Linked DNA regions of Homo sapiens: region 2 is linked to region 1. A link is a contact called in ENCODE POLR2A ChIA-PET data. All regions are on one chromosome and are shown on one strand. The core of a region is the stretch at or near the end of the contact, and the rest is flanking DNA. Distances in the headings are between cores, read along the strand shown.

Region 1 (6,454 bases), core at 2,040-4,539:
TGCTGTGCCCATGTGTGTCTCAGCCCTGAGCTCACTGCCAGGCACAGAGTGAGTGCTCAGGAGGCACCTGCTGGCTGTGTGAGTTCAGTAGGACATGCATCTCCTGGGCAGAGCTATCAGGCTGACCTCAAGTCCACCTCTCAGGCACCTCACTCCATACCCCTCCTCTCCCCAGCTCACACCTCCTCCTTTGCAATAGCCAAGTCACCTAGATTCCAGCAAGGAAACCAAGACAGAGGGAGAGGAAGGGAGCCCCTTCAAGTCTGGACCTTCTCTTTCCAGGCCAAGTTATCTCAAAGAGCGTCCATCCTGTGCAAACCCTAAAACTGAAAGACAGTGAGCTCAACCATAAAATCGGTACCACAACCACAGAGAGAAAAGAACATCTCCAAGTGAATTCCAAACCCGGCGGTTCAACTATCCTTTCTCAGTAGGAGGACAACAAGAACCGCAAAAAAAAAAAAAAAAAAAAACTTTAGTGAGTAGATTTTATTTGGAAGAACTATCAGCACTGTGATTTTGAACCCATTTTATATATCTTGTTGGATAAAGCAAATAAGTAAAGATGTCAATATTTTCAGAATCAAGATTTTTTTCTTATAAACAAATGTAAGAGACAGCTGCAAGTATCAAATCAAATGAGCTAAGTAAAAGATCTACAATGTGAAATTTGAATTGGAAATATCAGTATAAGTTCTCCAGATAGAGATAGATGATAAATTGATAGGTAGGTATATAGGCAGGTAGGTAGGTAGATAGATAGATAGATAGATAGATAGATAGATAGATAGATAGAGCAATTGATCCAGAAGCAATGATGGCCCAAAGTTTCAATAACAATGATCACCACCAGTACCTAGATCTTGGTTTCTAAATACCATTCCCCACGAGGGTTCCTTGGAGAAGTGGCTAATTCCAGGTCTGGGGCAGGCAATTTATAAGGTGAGCCTGGGATGATGGGTTATTCCATAAAACAAAGAAGTTCTCAAAGACAAATAGGGACATATCAAAAGGACATAGGAACCAGCTTGAAGGAGCTCCCACTGACTAAATTTGGGACAACTTGAGCCCAAAAGAGAATAATAACTGTGCTCAATTGAAACACATTGAATAATATAATCCATGTGCACATAATGATACTCAAAAAAGAGAAAGCAAAATTCAAAACAGTAAAGCCTCCCTTGCCACAACTGAAGTGACTCCTTAATCGAAGAGAAAGAACTAAGTGTGATTCCGTGCCTTTTCGACAGAAATTGTACTTCAGAGAAACCAAATTATCCGTCACTTTTGATGCATAAAAGTTCTTCTTCTTGGAAGAATGCCCACTCATAAATGTGGGAGGAATGATGCAGTTAGGAAATCATCATTTTGCAACCCCTAATGAAATATCATTTCAGGCAAGAGTCCTCAGTGGATGCTAAAACTGTTAGATGAAAAGTTGATGGGAACTAGATGTCCGCACAGAGCGAGAACATTACCCACTTGAGTCATAAAGGCAAAAACGCAGCCCAACCATACAGAGAGCTGGCTGTCGCCACCCTCACCCAGTCATCAAACTTATCATCAGTAATAGTAGGATGCTCAGACACTATTTGCCTCCCGGTGTGATACAACAGAAGACACACTCAGCACCAACTAGGAAATATTCCTGCCAAAAAGTTCAGCCTTCATCAAATCAGACCTTTGGACTTATCCAGTTTGAGGGAAACATAGGGGATTAAAAAAAAAAAAAAAGTGAATGCCACCACAAGGAAATAATCAGAAGAATCCAGAACATGGGACAGGGTACAAATCCATGCCTCTTGAACAGCTTAGTGTCATAAAAAAAGAGCTGATGGCTTCAGACCAAAGAGGACTTAATAGACATAACAACCAAAGGAAATGCACAGCCCTTGATGAAATCCTGATTTGACGAAAACTGTGATCAAAGACAGTTTGAAGACAGGGAAATCTGAACATGGGCTATGTATAGAATGATACTAGGAAACTCATTAATTTTATTAGACGATATTGTGGGTTATGTTGAAGACTATGTTTTTTCAGAAATCCATGCTGAATTATTTATAGATAAGGTGTCATGATTCAGCAAAAAGTATAAAGAGATAGATAAAGCAAGTCGAGCAGAAATGTTAACAATTGTTGAATCTAGTTGGTAGGTGTGTTCTTTTTACTTTTCTGCATCTTGGAAATTCTTCATAGTAATTTTTTATTAAAGTAAAGTCATTTAAAAATAACAAGTATGCGACCGGGCACTGTGGCTCATGCCTATAATCCCAGCACTTTGGGAGGCCGAGGCAGGCGGATCACCTTAGGTCAGAAGTTTGAGACTAGCCTGGCCAACACAGTGAAACTCCATCTCTACTAAAAATACAAAAATTAGCCGGGTGTGGTGGCAGGCGCCCGTAATCCCAGCTACTCAGGAGGCTGAGGCAGGGGAATTGCTTGAACCCAGGAGGCAGAGTTTGCAGTGAGCTGAGATCATGCCACTGCATTCCAGCTTGGGTGACAAGAGCAAAACTCCATCACAAACAAACAAACAAACAAAAATCAAGTATGCAAGTATGCTGTGACTTTAATGTACACCTGAACAATCACAGTGGTATACTGTTGCTTGCCAACTCCAAGCTAAGGGAAACGCTTCCTGGAAAGCTGAAGAAGAAAGGCAAAGCCACATTCAGCCCCAAGTAGAAAAAGGTCTGTGATTGATTAGCAATGTCTGCCATGAATATGGGTTTTAAAAGTGGTGTCTTGCATGCTACTTATTGGTCATTCTTGCTCTAAATCATAGTCCTTCAGCTCTGCTTACCATGTGATCTTCTACAAAAAGGGAAAGGAATCCAAAGAATTGGAAAATGAGGTTTTTGGGTTTTTGTTTTTTTTTTTTTTTTTTCAGACTGAGCTAGAAGATATGTGCCTAGAAGTTTATGGCTAGATTTCAACTATCACGTGACAAGAATTCTGTATTCTGAAAATGCATCTGTTTTTATAATTGGAGCTACTTCATTGTTGTGTCTTGCCTAGCTTTCTAAGTAATGTGTCTCTTGAAAAGGTCCCACCTGTCTTAGCCAAGGAATGAGGACAAGGTTCTTCGTCCATGTGGGGGTGGACAGAAGGGAGCAGTGGCTGAGGACTCCCAGCTGGAGAGGCCCACAGAAGCCCGCCGAACATGTGAGGCAACTCCTCCAACAGCAAAGAAGCAGGTCCGTTACCACCGTCCCCTTCCCCCGGGCCAGGCCTTGTCAGGGGTCAGGAGGGAAGCATCACTGAGCAAAGCACCAGTCGACAATTACCCAGAGGAGTGACACCCGCTACTGTGTCGTAACTGCTGTTACAAGCTTGTTCTAGGATGTTCTGATGGAGGGAAGATGCTCGGCAATTCAGACTACTGAACCACAGAGAGGGCTGGGACACGAGGCAGAAAGCCAGTGACCCACAGGATGGCCTGCCCTGTAAGCATATCCCCACTTGGGAGTTGGGGGGCTGACCCTCTTGCCCACAGCAGGGCCAGACCCCCCTGTAGGGCCAGGCCTGGGGACATTGCCTTCTAGACCTGTGGTGCCAGGGCTCCAGCGCAGAGAGCCTTCATTAAGCCAGCTCAATGTTCATCTGGTGAAGGCAATGGCTTCCAGATGTTAGAGGGGCTGGGGGACCAGCGAGCCTGCGATGCACTGGGGCTCATCTCTGTCACCCATGGGGAAGGAACGAAAAATCTGGCAGTGCTCCCCCAGCCAGATGGCTGCTGCTCGACCCTTCGCAGCAGATAAATCATCCCCGAGGATCCTCCCAGAACATTTGACAGCCAGGGCGGCTGAGGAAGCAGGGAAGGAAAGCCAGGGGGCGAATGGGCCCCCGAGGCACAGATGAGAACACAGAGGATGGGGCTGTGGGTCCTGGGCCCTGTGCCAGGAGGCTTACCGTGAAGTGACAGAGAGAGAACCCTAGTCAGGGGGTTTTGCCCCTTGCCAGCTGGGCACCCTGGGCACTCGCCCTAGCAGAGAATCTTTTTCAGAGAGAGTTCCTAGTCTTCAGGGGGCATTGATGGAACTGAGGGACATATCCTGGGCTCCACATTGAAGCACGGGGGGGTGGGATGGCATTTAGCCATCGTGAACTCTTACCAAGGGCTTCCTCTCTCCCTGGCTACCATCTCACCAGGTAGGGGCTCTCGTTAACCCAACTGCACACAAGAAGAAAGTGTGGCCCAGAGAGGTTGAGGACTGTGCTGGCAGTCACCCTGCAGGTAAGTGGCAGGGCTGCGAGGTCTGAAGCCAGGCCTCTTGCCCCGGAGTCCAAACCCTAACCACCTCCCCCTGGGAGGGGTCCAGGATGAGGTCATCTCTGGGCCCCTGCTGATGAATTTAATCAGAGCCACCTGGTCAGACGCTCCCCCAGCAGCTCCCCCTCACCCCCCCATCTTCCGCCCGCCCTTACTGTCTTAGAAGGACACCTTTCTCCTAGCAGATGCACAGAACACAGGCAATTCACCCTTTGTGCCTGCTGGTGCTGAACATGGGAAGGCTCCCAGCCCCCAGAACCAGCCGTGCTGGAACGTGTGAGTTGTGGGGTGGGGGATGCAGAGGAGAGCAAGATGCCCAGTGCTCTCCCAGGAAAAAAAGACAGAGGGGCTTTCCCAGGCACGGGGGAGCTGCAGGACAGGCAAGTTTGCCCAGCTCTGCTGGCCCCACCCCCACCACTGTCGGGGCTAGTGACAGTGCGTTGAGCTGTGTCTGCCAGGGAACTTGGGGGAGGCTGCTCTGGCACAGCAGGTGCTTGGACTTGTCTAAGTCTTAATCAAAAATGCACACCTTTGGGGCAGGTTCAAGGGGCCACGTTGCCTGCCTCTGACATGATCCCCTGTCTGTTTAAGGATTATAAAAGCTCCAAATTTCCCCTACCAGGGAGAGATCCTCACCTTCCTTTAATTACCCTGCAACCCCAAGGGGTGATCCAGGTACTAGTGAGGCCAACTTCACAATTGAAAAAAAGTGAAATGCTCCAAAGCAGTAAGCCCTAGCTGTGACTGATGGCCAACTCTGCACCAGCACTCAGAGCTGCACCTGGCCCGGGGCAGGAGCTCAGCAAACAAGGGGAAGAGAATGCATGACGCCTCTTGGGCTGCACTGGATGCACTCTGAAGAGGTAAAAGGATTAATGACACACGCATAGTTTGGAGCCTTTTGCAACTTCTGGGGAGTTCTCCCAGCTGGAGGCCCCTTGGCTAGGGTGAAGGCACCGTTCATCTCTCCTGGGAGGGTGACCGCAGCCCTGGCTGTCCAGCCACCTTCCCAGGCTTGCCGAATGTCTGGGAACATCTGGAAGAGGCTATGTCCAAGGCATTAAGCTAAAGAACAACAGAGCTCCATGCCCAGGAAGGAGAGGGTTCCAGGCCCCTACTTAGAGGTAGCCAATTCTGGCCACTGGTGGTCCTACTGAGTCAGACACATGCTGCCCGGCCAGACTGTCACAGCAGAAAGCTGGCACCACAGCTGGGAGTAGTGGATTTGCCCAGGTTCCCAGCCTCAAGGAAGAGGCTTAGGACAGCCCAGCCTCACACCTGGGCGAGTGGCCCCCATCAACCTGCCCAGCTGCCCTGTGTCTGATTTGCCCCTGGCAGGAACCAAGTTCCCATGCAATTGGCCAGATAGTTCTCCCCAGGAGCAAGAACCAACCCATCCTTCCACTGTAAAATGCCTCCCACCCTTGCTTGGGTGACTCGGTGCGAGGGTAGGCTGACATGCCAAAAAATGAAGCCTAAAGTGTCGCAGAGAACCATAAACGCCATCTGTCAACAGGGAGTTAAGGCACGCTAATCTAAACACACTCCTGGAGATAGCTCTCTGCAGCTCGTAAATATACACACACAAAACCCTCTCCCAGAGGCAACAAAGCAGGACTGGCTCAAGGCCATGGCCAGCCTCAGACACCCTGCCTCTCTCTCCTTCCTCTTACCAGGGACTTGAGCACAAGGGACCCTGTCCATTCACCAGCTATTTACCCAGCACCTGCTCTGAGCTGGGAAATGTAAAGTGCTGGGAAGGCTGTGGCCATCGGGACTCACAGCCCAGTCCCTGGAAACTTCACGGCCTAGTGACATTTAATAATCGCACAGTTATAAAGTTATGATTATGCAAAGTAGCACAGGGAGCTGGGAGGGGCACACAAGGAGACCTAATCTTTTTTTTTTTTTTTTTTTTTTTTTTTAAGACAGAGTTTCACTCTTGTTGCCCAGGCTGGAGTGCAATGGCACGATCTTGGCTCACCACAACCTCCGCCTCCCAGGTTCAAGCAATAGGAGACTTAATATTGAAAGGAAATCAAGGAGGGTCTCCATGAGGAGGTGCGCTTAAGCCAAGACTAGGAAGGTGAGAAGGAGCCAGGAGAGGAGGAGCTCGAAGAATGGGCCGCACCAGCAAAGGCCCCGGGCGGGGAGGAGCGTAGGACATTGGAGAGATAG
Region 2 (6,367 bases), core at 1,680-4,179, 330 kb after region 1:
TGGTGATGGTTGTACAGTTTTGTGAATTGCTTAGTTTAAATGGTAAATCAGATCATATCTGAATCATATCTCAAAGCAGTTAAAAAAGATGAAGCGATCGCTGTCTTAAAACATTCCTGTCGTTTTTCCAAGTGGCATATATGTCTTCAAATTTTATTTTATTTTTTTATTTTTTGAGACCGAGTCTTGCTCTGTTGCCCAGAGCTGGAGTGCATTAGCACGATCTCAGCTCACTGCAACCTCTGCCTCCCAGGTTCAAGCAATTCTCCTGCCTCAGCCTCCCAAGTAGCTGGGATTACAGGCACGCACCACCACGCCTGGCTGATTTTTGTCTTTTTAGTAGAGATGGGGTTTCACCATATTGGCCAGGCTGGTCTTGAACTCCTGACCTCATGATCCACCCACTTCAGCCTCCCAAAGTGCTGGGATTACAGGTGTGAGCCACCGTCCAGCCTATTTTATTTTTTTGAGATGGGGTCTCATTCTGTCACTCAGGCTGGAGTGCAGTGGCACGATCACGGCTCACTGCGGCCTCAACCTCCCAGGCTTAGGTGAGCTTCCAACCTCAGCCTCCCAAGTAACTGACTACAGGTGTGCTCACCACCATGCCTGGCCTGTCTTCAAATTTTATACAGTTGTACCTAAAGCTGTAAAGGGAACTCTGTGACTGCTTTTTTTCCCCCCAAGTGAAACTTGTTTCATCTGTGATGACTATTCTTGTTTTCGTTTCCACATTAAGCTTTTTATTCCCTTTTCCTTTTTTTTTTTTTTTTTTTTTTGAGGCAGAGTTTCACTGTGTCATCCAGGCTGGAGTGCAGTGGTGCAATCACAGCTCAATGTGGCAGTGTCAACCTCCCTGGACTTAGGTGATCCTCCCACCTCAGCCTCCAGAGTAGCTGGGACTATCAGTGTGTGCCACCACATCCAGCTAATTTTTCTATTTTTTTGTAGAGTGGGGGGTCTCACTGTGTTGCCCAGGCTGTCTTGAACTCCTTGGCTCAAGCGATTCTTCTTCCTCAGCCTCCCAGGGTTCTGGGATTACAGATGTGAGCCACCGCACCCGGCTACCCCTTTCAACTCTTAAATTTCTTTGGAGCATACATACTAGAGGTTCAATATTTAGATGTTGTTTAAGTGGATGAAAATGTTTCCTCCTGGGTTCATAAGAGAAGCAGAGGGTACTAATCACCAGTGTGTTTTCCCCTTTGCAGAACTTTCACGATGGCCGTAAAGCACAGCAGCACATCGAGACTTGCTGGAAGCAGCTTGAATCTGTAAGTGAACAATGCACAGCAAAAGAAACGGCTTTATAGATTTTTTTTTCTTTTTTTTTGAGACGGAGGCTCCCTCTGTTGCCCAGGTTGGAGTGCAATGGTGCGATCTCGGCTCACTGTAACCTCTGCTTCCCAGGTTCAAGTGATTCTCCTGCCTCAGCCTCCCAAGTAGCTAAGATTACAGGCACACGTCACCATGCCCGGCTAATTTTTGTATTTTTGGTAGAGATGGGGTTTTGCCATGTTGGCCAGGGTGGTCTTGAACTCCTGCCCTGAAGTGATTCGCCCACCTCGGCCTCCCAAAGTTCTGGGATTACAGGCGTGAGCCACTGCACCCAGCCTAGGAAATGTCTTTATAGATTTTCCAGTTTCAATTTAATTTAAGCTTGAGTCAATCAGAAAGTAAAAAACATGCACATAAAAACACTAATGAAACATCTTTATAGATTTTTCTCATTTAATTTGTTTCTAGAACCATTATCTAAAGTTGAGCCAAAAGAGCTCAAGTTGAGTATTTTTCTAAAAGTCACGTGGAAATAATAAAGATTAGACAGTTTTGATGGAAATAAATGCAGATTTTAAAATAACTTCTAGAAATTATGACATATAAGAAATCAATTCAGAGAAGAGTATTCTTGGGCCAGACACATTGGCTCACGCCTGTAATCCCAGCAATTTGGGAGGCAGAGGCGGGAGGATTGCTTGAGCTCAGAAGCTCAAGACCAGCATGGGCAACATGACAAAACCTAGTCTCTACAAAAAAATGCAAAAATTAGCTGGGCATGGTGGTGCATGCCTGTAGTCACAGCAGCTAGTGAGGCTGAGGTGGGAGGATCACCTGAGCCGGGAAGGTCAAAGCTGCAGTGAGCCAAGATGGCGCCACTGCACTCCAGCCTGGGTGACAAAGTGAGACCCTGACTGAAGAAAAAAAAAAGAAAAAGAACAATGCTCTTTGGGAGCTTTAGATAAAATTACATCTTCTCGTAGGACTCTTATGGTTTCATAATTATTTTCCTCTGATTTTAGAGTAAAAGGCGATTTGAACGCGATTGCAAAGAGGCGGACAGGGCGCAGCAGTACTTTGAGAAAATGGACGCTGACATCAATGTCACAAAAGCGGATGTTGAAAAGGTGAGGTGAAAGCTCAAGTGTGGGCCGGGCACGGTGGCTCACGCCTGTAATCCCAGCACTTTGGGAGGCTGAGGTGAGCGGATCACCTGAGGCCAGGAGTTCGAGACCAGCCTGGCCAAGATGGTGAAACCCCATCTCTACGAAAAACACAAAAATTAGCTGAGTGCAGTGGCAGGCACCTATAATCCCAACTACTAGGGAGGCTGAGGCAGGAGAATCGCTTGAGCCCAGGAGGCGTTGGCTGCAGTGAGCCAAGATCACGCCACTGCACTCCAGCCTGGGTAACAAGAGCGAAACTATCGCCAAAAAAAAAAAAAGACAAAAGAAAGCTCAAGTGTGTCTTTCATTTCCCCTGTGAGTGTTCATCACCGACCACCCATCCCCAAGTTCTCATTTCTAATGTAGCCACAAAAGGCGCTACATGGGGAATCATTTTCATTTTGTGTCAACCATTGTGGGGACCAGAAGCTCAAGTGTGGGGAATCTTCGGTGTTAGAATTTGAGACGTTTTATCTGTTGAGTCACCAGGGTGATAAAGTGGAGACTTAGACTATGAACAGTCTGGGAACAACGTTCCAGAAGGTTGTGGCTCTTAATGGCTTTTCAAAGAGAAAGTCAATTTCTTGAGAGCCGGAGGAGACAGGACAGGGCCATCTGGAAGAGCTTGGCTGCTTATAATGGTTCCTTTAGAGCAATAGTCTCACTGCTTGCCTGACTTCTAATTGATTCCTCCTGGTTGATAACAGTGAGGTTGTAGTTGAAGCCTTGCATATTTCAGTCCTCTCAAAAGCTTTTCTCTAAATGGACTTGTATTGCCAACTAGAAATATTATAAAGTGTATACTGTTTCTCATTGTGGCTCAATATGCGTTTTTTCCCTAGAAGCTGAATTTTATTTTTATTAAAGTCATCAATACAATGTAAACAAAATTAGGCTTTTACATAACAAGGACTCATTCATGATGCCCATGGTTGTTTGGGCATTCATAGCTTCATGCTGTATGTGGGTGAAAGCACTGAGTTTTTATAGATTTGTTGAGCTTTTGACAGATCAGTTAGAGTTGAGTTTAGTTGGGAAATGGTGTGAACTATTATTTGCCAAATTCTGCCAAATTCCTTGCTTAAAGACTAGGTATACGTTAATATTAGTATGCCTTTCTCTAAAATTATTAAATATATTAAAATACATATTCTTGCCAGGTGCTGTGGCACATACCCCTAGACTCAGCTACTTAGGAGACTGAAGCAAGAGGATTGCTTGAGCCCAGGAGTCCAGACTGGGCAACATAACGAGACCCCATCTCAGGAGCAGGGGAGTGTTCTCAATATCTGTATTTGATCTCAAAATGGAGATACTTACTTTACCAAAAGACATTAATTTGCTGCTAAAGTTAAATATTTAAAATGTTATTCAATTAAAATAAGTTAGATTAGCCCAAAGTTTCAAAAGATATTTTATGTTGAATGAGGCAAATCAGTGTATGTATCATTCATATATGTGTGTGTGTGTGTGTGTGTGTGTGTGCGCGCTAAAAGAAGTATATATGTATATATTTTAGAGATACCGAGATATGGTCTCTTTTTATTTTATTTTTTATGTTTATTTATTTATTTTTATTTTTTATTTTATTTTATTTTTTGAGACAGAGTCTCGCTGTATCGCCTAGGCTGGAGTGCAGTGGTGTGATCTTGGCTAACAACAACCTCTGTCTTCAGGGCTCAAGTGATCCTCCTGCCTCAGCCTCCTGAGTAGCTGGGACTACAGGAGCCCACCACACCCTGCTAATGACCCTGTCTCTAAATAAATAATTTTTTTTTTTTTTTTGGTGTGGTGTATGGGCTCATGCCTATAATCCCAGCACTTTGGGAGGCCAAGGTGAGCAGATTGTTTGAGTCCAGGAGTTCAGATCCAGCCTGGGCAACATGGTGAGACCCTTTCTCCATAAAAAATACAGAAAAATTAGTGGAGCATGGTAGCCCATGTCTGTGGTCCCAGCTACTCCGGAGGCCAAGGTGGGAGGATTGCTCGGTCCTGGGAGGCAGAGTTTGCAGTGAGCCACAATCCTGCTGCTGCACTCCAGCCTGGATGACAGAGCCAGACCCCGTCTCAAAAAAAAAAGCACTCAGCCTCTAAACTGTCATTTCATTTCTGTTTTTTTCTGTAGAGATGGTCATATCAGCAGCAAGTAATGATAGTTGCATTTCTTTTCCAATCTTCATGCCTTTTGTTAATTTTTTCTTATCTTAACTCTGCTGGTTATGCCCTCTGTTTTGCTGAGTCATCATTGTGGACTTCCTCAGCTTGTTCCTGATTGCAAAGAGAGTGCTTCAAAAGGTTCCCCATTAAGAATGATTTTTTTTTTTTTGGGACGAAGTTTCACTCTTGTTGCCCAGGCTGGAGTGCACTAGCGCAATCTCGGTTCATTGCAATCTCCACCTCCTGGGTTCAAGTGATTCTCCTGCTTCAGCCTCCCAAATTGCTGGGATTACAGGCGTCACCACGCCCAGCTAATTTTTTGTATTTTTGGTAGAGATGGGGTTTCACCACGTTGGCCAGGCTGGTCTCAAACTCCTGACCTCAGGTGATCCACCAGCCTCGGCCTCCCAAAGTGCTGGGATTACAGGCATGAGCCACTGCGCCAGCCAAGAATGATTTTAATATACCCTTTATTGGTTAAACAATTTTCCTTTTCCTGTGTTGCCAAGAGCTTTTTTTTAAGCTTGACTTATTATTGAATATCATTAAATATTTGTTCTGCTTCCTTTAATTCATTAACGTGGTCAATTACATTAATCAGTTTTTTTTACATTGAGCCAAATTAGTGTTCCTGGGACAAATTCAACTAGATTATGATGTATTATGTTTTTATGTGTAGCTGAATTTATTAATATTTTATTTAAGATTTTTCATTGAAATGGTCTGTATTCATTGAAATTGATCTATAATTTTCCTTTCTTGTCTGTTCTACTTTGCATTACTTATGAGTTTTGGAGTGTTTGCTCTTTTTTCTGAAATAATATATGTAAAATTAAACTCACTATCCCTTAAATGTTTTATGATACTTCTTTGCGTAAATCAGTTACAAACTACGGATTCCATATTTTATTGTCTACTTCTGGGTTGATCCTAGTGGGTTACCTTTTTATAGTAATATATCCATTTCATCATAAATTTTCAAATTTATTGGCAAAAAGTTGCCCATAATATGTTCTCACCTTAATTTTTGCTGCATATATCTCCCCTATTTACTCCTAATACCTTTTTTAATACTTTTTTCTTTTTTTCTGGATACGTTTTTTAAGAAATTATTTATGCTTATTTTATTATATTATTATTTTTTGTATATAGAGATGGGATCTCACTATGTTGCCCAGGTTGGCCTCAGCCTCAGCCTCCTAAAGTATTAGGATTATGGGCATGAACCACTGTGCCCAGCCTTAAAATCATTGTTACTAGTATCAGATTTTATCTTTGTGGAGCCTCCCTTTTCTATTTTTATTTTCTATTTATTTAACTTCTTCCCCCACCACCCCCATTCCCCTCCTTCTCCTTCTATCATTACCTTTGGATTTATTCCATTACCCTTTTAAAAAGTTCTTTCTTTAGATGCTTACCTCAGTCTTTCTTCTTCTCCATTATAAACATTAAGATTACAGACTTCCCACTTAAGTACTGTTTTCTCTGTATCCCACATATTTTGGTATGTGGTATTATTAATGTTGTCCATTTCCAGATATTTGTCCTTTCTTTTACTGTTTAATCTCTCACCTATGATCAATTTAGAAGCATGGTTTTAAATTTCCAAATGTATGACATATTTCAACTTTTGTTACAGATATTTATTTATTTATTTATTTATTTATTTTTTCTGAGACGTAGTCTCATTCTGTCACCCAGGCTGGAGTGCGGTGGTGCTATCTTGGCTCATTGCAACCTCTGCCTCCCGGGTTCAAGCAGTTCTC

The links. ChIA-PET counts read pairs that join two places held with the same protein, here RNA polymerase II (POLR2A).
Region 2: POLR2A ChIA-PET joins it to region 1 with 16 read pairs in BJ. The contact joins two enhancer-like sites. POLR2A ChIA-PET finds 5 or more read pairs at or near these places in 2 of 52 experiments (BJ and HEK293).

What each region holds. Positions count from the first base shown.
Region 1 is chr9:130,287,299-130,293,752 of GRCh38, reverse strand. All of the region lies in intron 4 of HMCN2 (hemicentin 2), which reads right to left. Among named protein-coding and RNA genes, the nearest start is that of HMCN2, 25 kb to the right of the region's middle. RefSeq lists an enhancer at 3,744-4,312. Within about 2 kb of position 3,289, at least 10 of the 41 ENCODE cell types and tissues checked have a DNase peak (open chromatin) inside an H3K27ac peak, as active enhancers do.
Region 2 is chr9:129,953,398-129,959,764 of GRCh38, reverse strand. FNBP1 (formin binding protein 1) reads left to right here. Exons shown (of 17, transcript NM_015033.3): 5 at 1,212-1,274; 6 at 2,301-2,405. Among named protein-coding and RNA genes, the nearest start is that of FNBP1, 87 kb to the left of the region's middle. Within about 2 kb of position 2,929, at least 7 of the 41 ENCODE cell types and tissues checked have a DNase peak (open chromatin) inside an H3K27ac peak, as active enhancers do.